Linked DNA regions of Homo sapiens: region 1 is linked to region 2. A link is an interaction called in ENCODE POLR2A ChIA-PET data of the cell type or tissue named here. Cell type or tissue: MCF 10A. All regions are shown on one strand. Each heading gives the region's core, and the rest is flanking DNA. Links, peaks and the distances in the headings are about the cores only.

Region 1 (5,378 bases), core at 75-5,074, 130 kb before region 2:
CGATGAGACTGTTTCCTAGCTCCATCTGTCCATCTGTCTCCAGGAACTAGTCTCCCTCTCTATCCAGTACCTGGTGGTTCAGCTCCAAGCAGAATTTACCAAAGCAAAACAGCCCCCATGATTCACAATCCCAGACTTGTGACACTTTAAAACAGCTCACGTTTAGAAAGATAATGAGTCACAGGATGGCAGAGATTAGGAAACTCAGGGCCAGAGAGGGGGCGAGACCTGTCCAAGGTCACACAGCAAAGAGGAACAGCCCAGGGCTCCCTCCAGACTCCAGGTACAATATTCTCACCATGACACTCTTCTTTCCAGCACAGATGCAAAAAACAAGATTTTCCTCTTCCCTAACTCTAAATTACATAGAGATCAATGGAGATTACAGTTTTCTGGGGGCGTTTCACAGTTGCAACTGTTGCAAAATCATACAATGGCGAGATGTGGCAATTCCGAAAAGACTGGAGATCATTGCTCCAAAAAGAATTCAAGATAAGGCAGGGAACTCAGACAGCAGTAGCGGAGGGGCTCCATTCAAAAAACATCTCTCTTCTCAACCAGGCAGATCTGAAGGGCCACAAGTCTCACATTCCCGTCCAGTTCCTACAACAGTGACCTCAGCGGGTAAGTCACTTCACATCCCTGGGCCTTGGGTTCTTCATCAGCAAAACAGAAATGAAAATCCTCACAAGGATGTGAACTGTGGATGTGAAAATGCTGTGTGAATTTCGCAGTGACACACTAACAGGTATAACGGTAAATAGGAGTAATAATCATTATGATGGCACTAAGTATCATCTGCATCATTAAATTTATTGAGGGCTGTACCTAGTGGTTCTGTGGTGCCTGGCCCCACCGATTCCTGCTGTATTGAGCCAGGGACTTGAGTCAGGACTACATATGAGAAGCTGTACCCCAGCCTTTGTGTCAATCCTTAACACAAATCCCTGCATGTCCCCCACTCACTCCTAGGGCCTGGGGAGGAGCGGTGCAGTCCACAGGGTGATACCATTCATCCCATGCTGCCTGTGAGGCCCAGGGAAGAACTAGTCACCCTCAAAGTCACTCTCCTTCTGAAACCTCCCCAAGGCCTTTCCCCTTCTGCAGAGCAGCCTCCAGCTAGTTTCTCGGACGAGAATCTTGGTGTTCCATCTTTGGATTCTTCCAGACATTTCGTTCATGCTGTCTGTTCCTCACCCCCATGGGGAGTCCTCCAGTCAGCTCAGAGCCTCCCCTCAAGCCTCTCACCTAGCCACTCATTGCTCAGTCATCAGCCACATGATATGCTAGCCATCACGACAGCCTGGTCCCTGGCTAGGAGGCCCCTCCCATCATGTTGGCCAGCTCCTGCTCATCCTTCAATACCCTTTCTGCTGCAAAAGTTGTCTTGACACTCTGCCCTGGGCACCTTCCATGGCCATCAGCAGATCTGTTCATCCAGGGCAGGGAGCAAGGCTTGCTCAAATCTGCAACTGGTTTCCCGTGCACAAGGAGTGACTGCTGCACGGCTTCCTCCACTAAACTGTCACCAAACCATCTGGTCACTGGTAATTGTCATTATTATTGATCATAACACCCAGACACACTGCACTAAGCTCTTCAGACATTGTACCTTCTCATCTTCTCAACTCAACTACCCACTGAGATATATATATATAGATATATCTATATCTATATCTATATCTATATCTATATCTCTTCACCCCATTTCACAGGTGAGGAAACTAAGGCCCAGGCAGAATAAGTACCATGCCCTAAGTCAGCAGCTAACTGACAGACCCTGGACTCAGGCTGACTCAGAGCTCTGTTCTTCACTGTTCTCGTGTGCCTCCCACTTGCCCTCAGACCCTGGGCTGTGCTCATCACCTGGAACCGGCTGGTACTGCCCCTCCTCTGGTTGTTTCACAACCATATCATTGAAAATCTTCTGGCAGGCCAGCTGAGCAAAGGAGGGCTTTCTTCTCCTCTTAGGGTGGATTCTAAACCTCCACCTCCCTCTCCTGCTTGGCTCCTCACCCACTCCTCAACCCCACCCTGCTCTCCCTGGAACCTGATTCACCAACCTGGGCCTGCTCTAGCCTCTCAGGAGATGGGCCTCTGGCAAAGCAGCTTCCACCCAAGACACCATCACTGTCCTCTAGTTTTGCCTGCTATGGTGCCTGCCCATGGTCCACCCCCACCCCACCAGGGAGGTGTGGATGCAGGCACAGTGGGAGGAGATTGCCACATTCCTGTTGGGGCTGGACCAGAAAGTACAAGCCAGGCTGCCACTCCTTCAGCCACTGGGACAAAGAGCAGTGCTGGAGTAGGCTGGAGGCCCCAGGCGCTGCTGGGCAGGTACCTGGTGTCCACACCCACAGGGCAGGGAGGAGCTGTTGCCCAACCCCAAGGAGAAAGTGGCATGAGGCCACTAGGGCACTGGGGCATGATATTTTGGGGCGGGGCCCTGGTCATGCCTGCCTGCTGGGCCCTGGGGACCTCTGTGTGGCTTGGTCAGCAAAGGAGCTATGTCCCCAAGCCCCACACTCACCCTCTGAGCATCAGGCTCACGTGAAGAATGGTGCTAAAAGTATTTTTCTCCTGACACTGTTAGGAGGGTTAGGTGAGCTCGGCAGCCTGTACAGCTTAAGGACTTAGCCAACTACTCACTCATTCAAGACACATTCAGTTATGCGAAGGAATGAAGTTGGACTCTTACCTTACACCATATATAAACATTAACTCCAAATGGATCAAAGATAAAAATGAAAGAGCTCAAACTCTAAAACTCTTAGAAAAAAACAAAGCAGGCAAAGGCTTCCTGACATTGGGTTTGAAAATGATTTCTTAGATATGACACCAAAAGCAGAGGCAACAAAAGAAAAAATAGACAAATTAGACTACGTGAAAATTATTTAATTTTGTGAATTAGAAGACACTATCAACAGAATAAAAAGGCAACACATAGAATGGGAGAAAATATTTGCAAATCATATCTGATGAGATTAGTATCTCAAATGTAAAGAGAACTAAATGTCAACAACAACAAAAAACAAACAACCCAATTTTAAAATACAGGCAAATGACTTGAAAAGACATTTATCTAAAGAAGATATGCAAATGGCCAGTAAACACATTAAAAAATGCTCAGTCATTAGGGAAATGCAAATCAAAACTACAATAAGATAACCACCTCACATCCATTAGGATGGCTACTATTTAAAGAAACAAACAGAAAACAGGAAGTGTTAGAGAGGATATGGAGAAATTGGGACCCTTGTGCACTGTTGGTAGGAATGTTAAATGGTACAGCCACCATGGAAAACAGTATGGTGGTTCCTCAAAACATTAACAATAGAACTACCATATAATCCAGCAATTCCACCTCTGGGCATATACCCAAATGGGTTGAAGTCAGGGTCTCCAAGAGATATTTGTGCACCCATGTTCATAGCACCATCATTCACAATAGCTAAAATGTGAAAGCAACCCAGGTATTCACTAACAAATGAATGGATAAGCAAAATGTGGCATATTCAGTGAAATATTATTCTACCTGAAAAAGGAAGGAAATCCTGACATTTGCCCCAATAGAGATGAGCCTTGATGACACTATGCTAAGTAAAATAGGCCAGCCACAAAAAGACAAATACTGTGATCCCACTTGTATGAGAAACCATGTCACAACCAAAATCATAGAGACAGAAAGTAGAATGGTGGTCATTTGAGGAGATGACACCTGACAGGACAGGAAGGAGGTGAGGAAGCAGCAAGCCATGGCAATGCCTGGGAAGAGCGTTGCCGGCAGAGGGAACAGCAAGTGCAAAGGCCTCACTACACTAGCTAGAAGACTAATTCTATTATCAGTGGAGCCACACCCTGACCACACTGTGGAAGCAGCACACAGAGCTGGGATGGCAGTGAATCAGGCATCAGAAATGGATTCTAGTCCTGTTGCTACCTCTAAGCTACTGCATGGTCTGGGACCATGACCAGCACCCCTCTGATCTTTAAGGGGCCTGATACATCAAACTGTCACTGGCCTCTGGGAGTCTGCAGGTGACTTGTGTTCTCTCAGGCTGCCTTCTTCCTCCTCTCTTCCAACCCATTCACTCATAAAGTAATCCTAATCCCCCCACCTCCTATGAGCTGACCCATAAGTGGGTGTGGGATTGAGGATCAAGGAGGACAAACACAGGGACCAAGACGAATATTTGAAAACTGATTACCGGCAGGATCCTACCAAGTCACTCTCTAGACCTCTATTTTCCCATCTGTAAAATGGGAATACTTCTTTTCCCTATGACATGAGATTGATGTGAAGATCAAATGGAAATGCCTGATAAAGAAGTTGCCCTGCTCTCCACGGGCATTATTATAAAGAGGCTTTCGATCTGTTCCCTGGTCATTCATCCTAAATGCTAGCCTGTACCCCACACTGAGGCAGGAAAGAGAGAGGGGAGGGAACTGGCAGAGTTCATGACAGACACTCTATGAATAGTACCTGATTTTTAGTACCAAAGCAGGGGTGTCATCAGAGGGAGCTTTTTAAAGACAGAGAAGCTTAAGGGCCTACTCTCAAAGATTCTCACTCTATAGGTCTGGGACAGCCCCAGATGTGTAATTATGACTTTTTTAAACTACAGAGTTGATTCTGATGTGCACTCATGGCTGAGAACCACTGATTAGTTCTACCAAGCCTGGCAGGTAAGTCCTATTATCATTCCCATTTGGGAGCTGGCTAACTAGAGCACAGAGCAGCTATCTAACTCCTTAGATCACACAACTAAAAAGTCACAAAGCTGGCCAGGCACAGTGGCTCCTGCCTGTAATCCTAGCACTTTGGGAGGCCGAGGCAATAGGATCGCTTGAGCCTAGGAGTTCGAGACCAGCCCGGGCAATATAGCAAGACCCTATCTCTAAAAAAAGTAAAAAATTATCCAGGTGTAGTGGCACATGCCTTTAGTCCTAGCTACTGGGGAAGCTGAGGTAGGAGGATCCCTTGAGCCCAAGAGGTCGAGACTGCAGTGAGCCTCCTTGATCGCACCAGCTTGGGCAACAGAGCAAGACCCTGTCTCAAAAAAAAAAAAAAAAAAGTCACAAAGCTAAAATTTGAACCAGACTCTAAAGCCCAAGCTCTTATGAATCACTAAGCGCAAGTGCCACTGTTTCTTGAGGCCAATCAGCACTTATCTAATGCCGAGCTACAAACTCTTTGTGCTACCTTAAGCAGCCTTGGAAACATAAAAGACAACACCTTATTTTCAGAGATTGCATTAACTTTCAAAGAAAGCTTTATGGCTAGACTAACTCATTCATCTGGCTTCATCAAGGAATTATGTATGCTAACAATATGCAAACTTTATAAATAACTTGGAATGCCAAAACTTTTGCCTGCT
Region 2 (5,378 bases), core at 121-5,120:
CCTGGATTCCAGTCTAACTCCCACTGACTAGCTGGGACCTTTAGCATGTTATCTAACTTCTCTGGGCCTCAATCTGCCCATCTGAAAAATGGGGACGATGCATGTAATGAGCTTAACAGAGTGCTTAGCACAGAGTAGGCATTCAATCTTATATAGCACTTTGAATCATTATTATGCAAAGACCTTGAAAAAGTTTTTTGTTTTTTTTTTTGAGACAGGGTCTCACTCTGTCTCCCAGGCTGCAGTGCAGCAATGCAATCACAGCTCACCGCAGCCTACCTGTCAGGCTCAAGCGATCCTCCCACCTTAGCACATGCCACCACACCCAGCTAATTTTATTATTATTATTTTTTGTAGAGACAGGGTCTATGTTGCCCACAGTGGTCTCTAACAACTGGGCTCAAGCAATCCTCCTGCCTTGGCCTCCCAAAGTGCTGGGATTACAGGCATAAGCCACCTTGCCCAGCCTTAGAAAAGATTTTGTATAGAGTGGTGGTCAAGAGTCTTTGGGGCTCAGATCCCAGCTTATCACTGACCATCTGTATAAATGACCCAGGAGGTGACCCCCTCTGAGCCTCAATCTCTCACCTGCAGAATGGGGTTATTCAAAGTAGCCACCCCCAAAACCATATGGTGAGGATTAAATGATGTAAGGAATATAAAGGGCTTAGCATAGAGCCTGGCAGATAGTGAGGCTCAATAAATGTTAGTGGGGGCTATTTTTATCAGGAAAGTGCACTAATAATAATCTCTATGCTGCTGACCACTCAGGAAGATTACAGATGTGGCAATTGTGTAAAGTGCCTGACTTCTTTTTTTGAGAAGGAGTCTCACTCTGTCTCCGGGCTGGAGTGCGGTGGCATGATCTCGGCTCACTGCAACCTCTGCCTCCTGGGTTCAAGCAATTCTCCTGCCTCAGCCTCCTGAGTAGCTGGGACTACAGGTGCACACTGCCATGCCCGGCTAATTTTCTGTATTTTTAGTAGAGACGGGGTTTCATCGTATTGCCCAGGCTGGTCTCAAACTCCTGAGCTCAGGCAATCTGCCTGCCTCGGCCTCCCAAAGTGCTGGGATTACAGGCGTGAGCCACCACGCCTGGCCAAAGTGCCTGACTTCTAAATATTATTCTTGTAAGCTCTACCACCTGCCTAACAAAGAAAGGAGAAAGGAAAGGTTCCACTCACAAATTTCAGGAAGGCCTCAAGGTGAAGGTCTCTTGCCAAATTGCAATACTGCACTGCAGGCCCCTCGGGGATGTCCAGATTGTATTCGTGCGGCCTGAAGTAGAGGAAAGCCTGGACCCAGTACCAAGGAGAAACATCCAATCATGCCTGTCATGGCCATCTTACGCTGGAATCCCCTTCCACCATACCTTGAAGAGGTTTTCCAGGCTCTCTACACACCCCCAATGAGAGGGACACACACAGCTGATTCTATTCTCACACAGCTTAAGTGATTAGAAAGTTCCGCCTTAGACTGAGTCAACATCTTTCTCCTCATTCCAGTGCTTCTTGAACTTCATACATTTACATGCCACCTTTGTGGGGTTTTTTTCTTTTTCTTTTTTTTTTTTTTTGAGACAGAGTCTCACTCTGTCACCCAGGCTGGTGTGCAGTGGCATGATCTTGGCTCATTGCAATCTCTGCCTCCCAGGTTCAAGCAATTCTCCTGCCTCAGCCTCCTGAGTAGCTGGGACTACAGGCGTGTGACACCTTGCCTGGCTAATGTTTTTCGTATTTTTAGTAGACACAAGGTTTCACCATGTTGACCAGGCTGGTCTTGAACTCCTGACCTCAAGTGATCTTCCCGCCTCGGCCTTCCAAAATTCTGGGATTACAGGCGTAAGCCACTGCACCCAGCAGTGCGTTTGTTTTTTCCCATGTCCATATTCCACATGTTCTATTAATACTTTTCTCTAACTTTTCCTATTTACATCAATGCATTAAAAAAATGCCCCATAGCATTTAAATCTTCATTTAATTAGTTGCTCACATTGACGCATCAGGAGATGTCATCAAAAATCTGAAAAATACCTGAATTTCCAGGTGTGTTTTTCTTAAAGTCAGAAGAACTGGGCCCATATTCTCACCCAGCAACAACCCCCCAGAGCTGAGGAATAGCTGCTCCTTTAGATTTGATTCATGTATTCATTCATTCAGCCCTTCAAATTCCAAATATTATTTTATATTTAAGTTCACTGAAAAGTCTCATAAACAGCCTGTTAGACACTAGGCTCCTATTGCATTGGATTGCCTGTTACCTGCACACTTCACTCAGTAGCATTACCTGCCTGGCCCCTTTAGGCACCTGTTTGTCTCCCCTGCTCTAGGTGCTGGTCTGGCAGAGTTGCTCTGCGGGGCTCTGCTTCCAGTGAATTTTGGCCCTATGTGGTAGGAACTCCAATGGGCTCGGAGCTGCCCCCAGTATAATGGCCTGGGGCTGAGGAGTGCTGGCCAGCATTCTCCAGAAGAGATGAGACAGGATGACCTCATCTGGTTGGTTTCTGAGGCTGGTGCCTTTCCCAGCTTGTAGGCTGGGCCCTGCAAGCCTCCTGCCAGGGGAACCCAGCCCAGACTCGCCCTTTATGAACCCTGCAGTGTCCTCACCTGCAGATTGTCCAGGTAAGCAGCCACGTTGTTCTTCAGCTCAGTCACACACAGAGACACCCACTGGAACCTCTCTTCTAAATCATCAAATTCCTTGTCTTCTGTCTGAAAGTAATGTGTGTGAGGGTTGAGAATATCCACATGGGGGCAGTGTACACCGGCTTCAGTGTTCCAGGTCCTCACTGGGACAACCTTTCCACAGACTCGCCCACCAGAGCTGGTTCTCGCAACCCCAAAGCTGAGAGGGTGGTGTAGCTCAGTGGTTTTACATTCAGAGCATGGAATCGGATACACAAGCATGAGCCCCAGTTCATTGGCTTCCTAGCCGTGTGACTCTGGACAAGGGTTTTACCCTCTCGGAGTTTCTGTTTTCTCATGGGGATAGTGGGAACACTTATTTCATTGTGTGAGCATGCTTGGTTTCAGAGCAGGCACTCCACCAACCTGTGCTGCTAGAAGTAGCTATTTAGGGCTGGTCCTTTGCCCAAACCCAGAGACCAGCTCTCCTATCTGTGTAAATAGGCCCCAAAGAGAGTGGCCCAAGACACTGGAGAAACCCCTCCACTGGCTCTTCAGAATCAAGTGGGGTGCCACCTCTGCCTCTTCCCAGCACCTCAATCTCTCAGCCTCCATTGCCTCAGTTCTGAAAGGAGCCTAAGTCCCCTGTCTACCCACTGTGCAGGGCCTGGCCTTGGGGGTGGCTGGATGTGACTCTTCCTCCCAGGCGCACGCTCACCCTGGGGATCAGCCCCGCCTCCTGCTTCAGCAGCTGGCTCAGCCGGGTGGTCTTCTTGGAGAGGGTGTGTGTGTTGATGCGGGCCAGCCGCTCCCGGAGGGTCAGCTGCTCTACCTTGGTGTACTTGGAGGCTGCAACGACAGAGAAGAGGGGAAGCACGGTGATCAAGCCAACTCAGGAAAGTGGATGTCACGGACATGCCCGGCTGGGCACCTGCTTGGGCCCTCTGCTCCATCAGGGTCACATTCATGAGGTTAGTGAGTCACACAGGAAAAGCATAGGGTCCTCTGTCTGAGGTGTGAGCCCTGGCTGAAGAGCTTCCTGCCTGCTTGACTTTGGGAAGTCACCACTCCTTGGGGCCTCAGTTTCCTCATCTGTAAAATGGGACCAGCCACCTCGCAGGATTGCTGGGAGAGTCACCTAAGACAGAGGGTCTGAATGAACTTCCTAAAGAAGAACCCATGGAGGAGAGATTTGCCTGGGGTCCCTCAGCCACTTTGAGCCAGGCCAGCTGGGAGCCACGCTTCCCGGTCCTGACTCAGTGCTTCCTACTGATCTGTCGTAGGATGGAGAAGCAGGTGGGGAGGAAATCCAAAGCTGCTAAATATAGTATAGCATGGTGGTGAAGACTCCAGGCCTGAGTTTGAAACCTGGCTCTGTCCCTTACCAGTTCTGCGACAGGAAGCAAGTGATGCATGCTCTCATTTTACCTGACTGTGAAATGGGGCTAACAGGGCCAACCTCAGAGGGTTAGTGCAAAGACCAAATATGACAATGAAGGAAAAAGCATGGCACAGCTAGCCCTTAGTAAACATTAGCTGAATTGCCATTTTTATGTTGTCTCAGTCATGTAATTGAGTTTCTCTTAACTTGAGACACTGTTTCGTTTTCCAAACCTTTCTGTTTTAATAACCTGAGAGGCAGGCTCCCCAGATATATGCACAGCTCTTTACCTCCCCACTATTGATTTCTCCTCCACAGTGTGGCAGTCATGTGGTTTGGATGAGATTGATCTCACTTTAGCTCAAGGGGTGGATTGCTGACTGATACAAGCCAATTTATATAATTCCAAACCCCTGGCAACAGTGATTAATTCAAAGAAGGGCACATAACCCAGACCTAAGCCAATCAGTTCATGATGCCCTAACTTTGGTGATTAGTTCAAGGTAAGCACATGACCCAGGTGGGTCCTATCAAAGAGAAACTTTGACTTAATTTTTGTGGCTAAGGGGGAAAAAACCCTGCCTTACCCGGGTAAGTGTGGTGTGCAGCTGTGAGTCTTGGAACAGCCACAACTTACTATTATGAGGCAAGCCAGCCTGAAGATGAAGCTGATACAGAGTAAAGAGCAGAGACAAGGGAGTTACAGGGAACTGGAGCCAGCACCCTGATCGAACCCTACCTAAAGCTTGCATTACCTCTGGATTTATAGTTACATAAGCCACTACATTCTCTTTACTGGTGAAGCAGATTTTAGATAAATTTTCTGTAACTGGAAGCATTCCTACTAATGTGTCCCCTTAAATGCCCAAGTCCTTACCCACTTCCTTGCGCATCTTGTACTCATTGATATTGGTGTTCACGTCCTGGAGGGCAGAGACAGCCCTCTGAAGGACAGGATAGGCACTGGCATCAGGGACTGTGTTCTCCAGGATTTTCTGCAGCAGCAGTGGGTACCTGGTGATCCTCTGCAGAGGAATTACCAGCAAGAAACTGAGGCCTGAAGATCCAGCTTGCGGCCTGAGGGAGAAGGCTGGTATTAGGCAGGTAAATCCCACCCTCTGGAGGACCAGGGGGCCTGGGCTGTAGTCCTCACTCTACCATTTAGCTCACTGTGTGATCTCAGGCAAGTCACCCCCTCTCTGCGATCCTCCAGTTCCTCATCTGTAACTTGTGAGTTCTAGATGTTAGGCAGGCAGTGACGGTTCTGGGCCTTGGTTTCCCATCTGTCCCAAATCCAATGTTCAAGCTCTCTGCCCTCAGCTTGCTCGGCCTCTCCACAGCAGACACGACTGACTACACCCTTGCTCTTGAAA

The links. Peaks named below come from ENCODE experiments on the same cell type or tissue, not always from the same donor. Only the 100,000 strongest peaks of a DNase experiment are listed, where the experiment ranks them.
Region 1: POLR2A ChIA-PET joins it to region 2 with 5 read pairs; 1 of 35 experiments calls an interaction of 5 or more read pairs at or near these places.

What each region holds. Positions count from the first base shown.
Region 1 is chr5:149,744,606-149,749,983 of GRCh38, reverse strand. All of the region lies in intron 1 of PPARGC1B (PPARG coactivator 1 beta), which reads right to left. Among named protein-coding and RNA genes, the nearest start is that of MIR378A, 14 kb to the right of the region's middle. In MCF 10A, for the core only: no CTCF peak of the experiment used is centred there; DNase peaks (open chromatin) are centred at 153, 1,933 and 2,303.
Region 2 is chr5:149,616,271-149,621,648 of GRCh38, reverse strand. It overlaps ARHGEF37 (Rho guanine nucleotide exchange factor 37), which reads right to left. Exons shown (of 13, transcript NM_001001669.3): 5 at 4,883-5,082; 6 at 3,343-3,473; 7 at 2,607-2,711; 8 at 1,185-1,295. Among named protein-coding and RNA genes, the nearest start is that of ARHGEF37, 37 kb to the right of the region's middle. RefSeq lists enhancers at 3,291-3,560, 3,691-3,820, 4,691-4,760. In MCF 10A, for the core only: a CTCF peak has its summit at 2,745 (motif pointing right); a DNase peak (open chromatin) is centred at 2,638.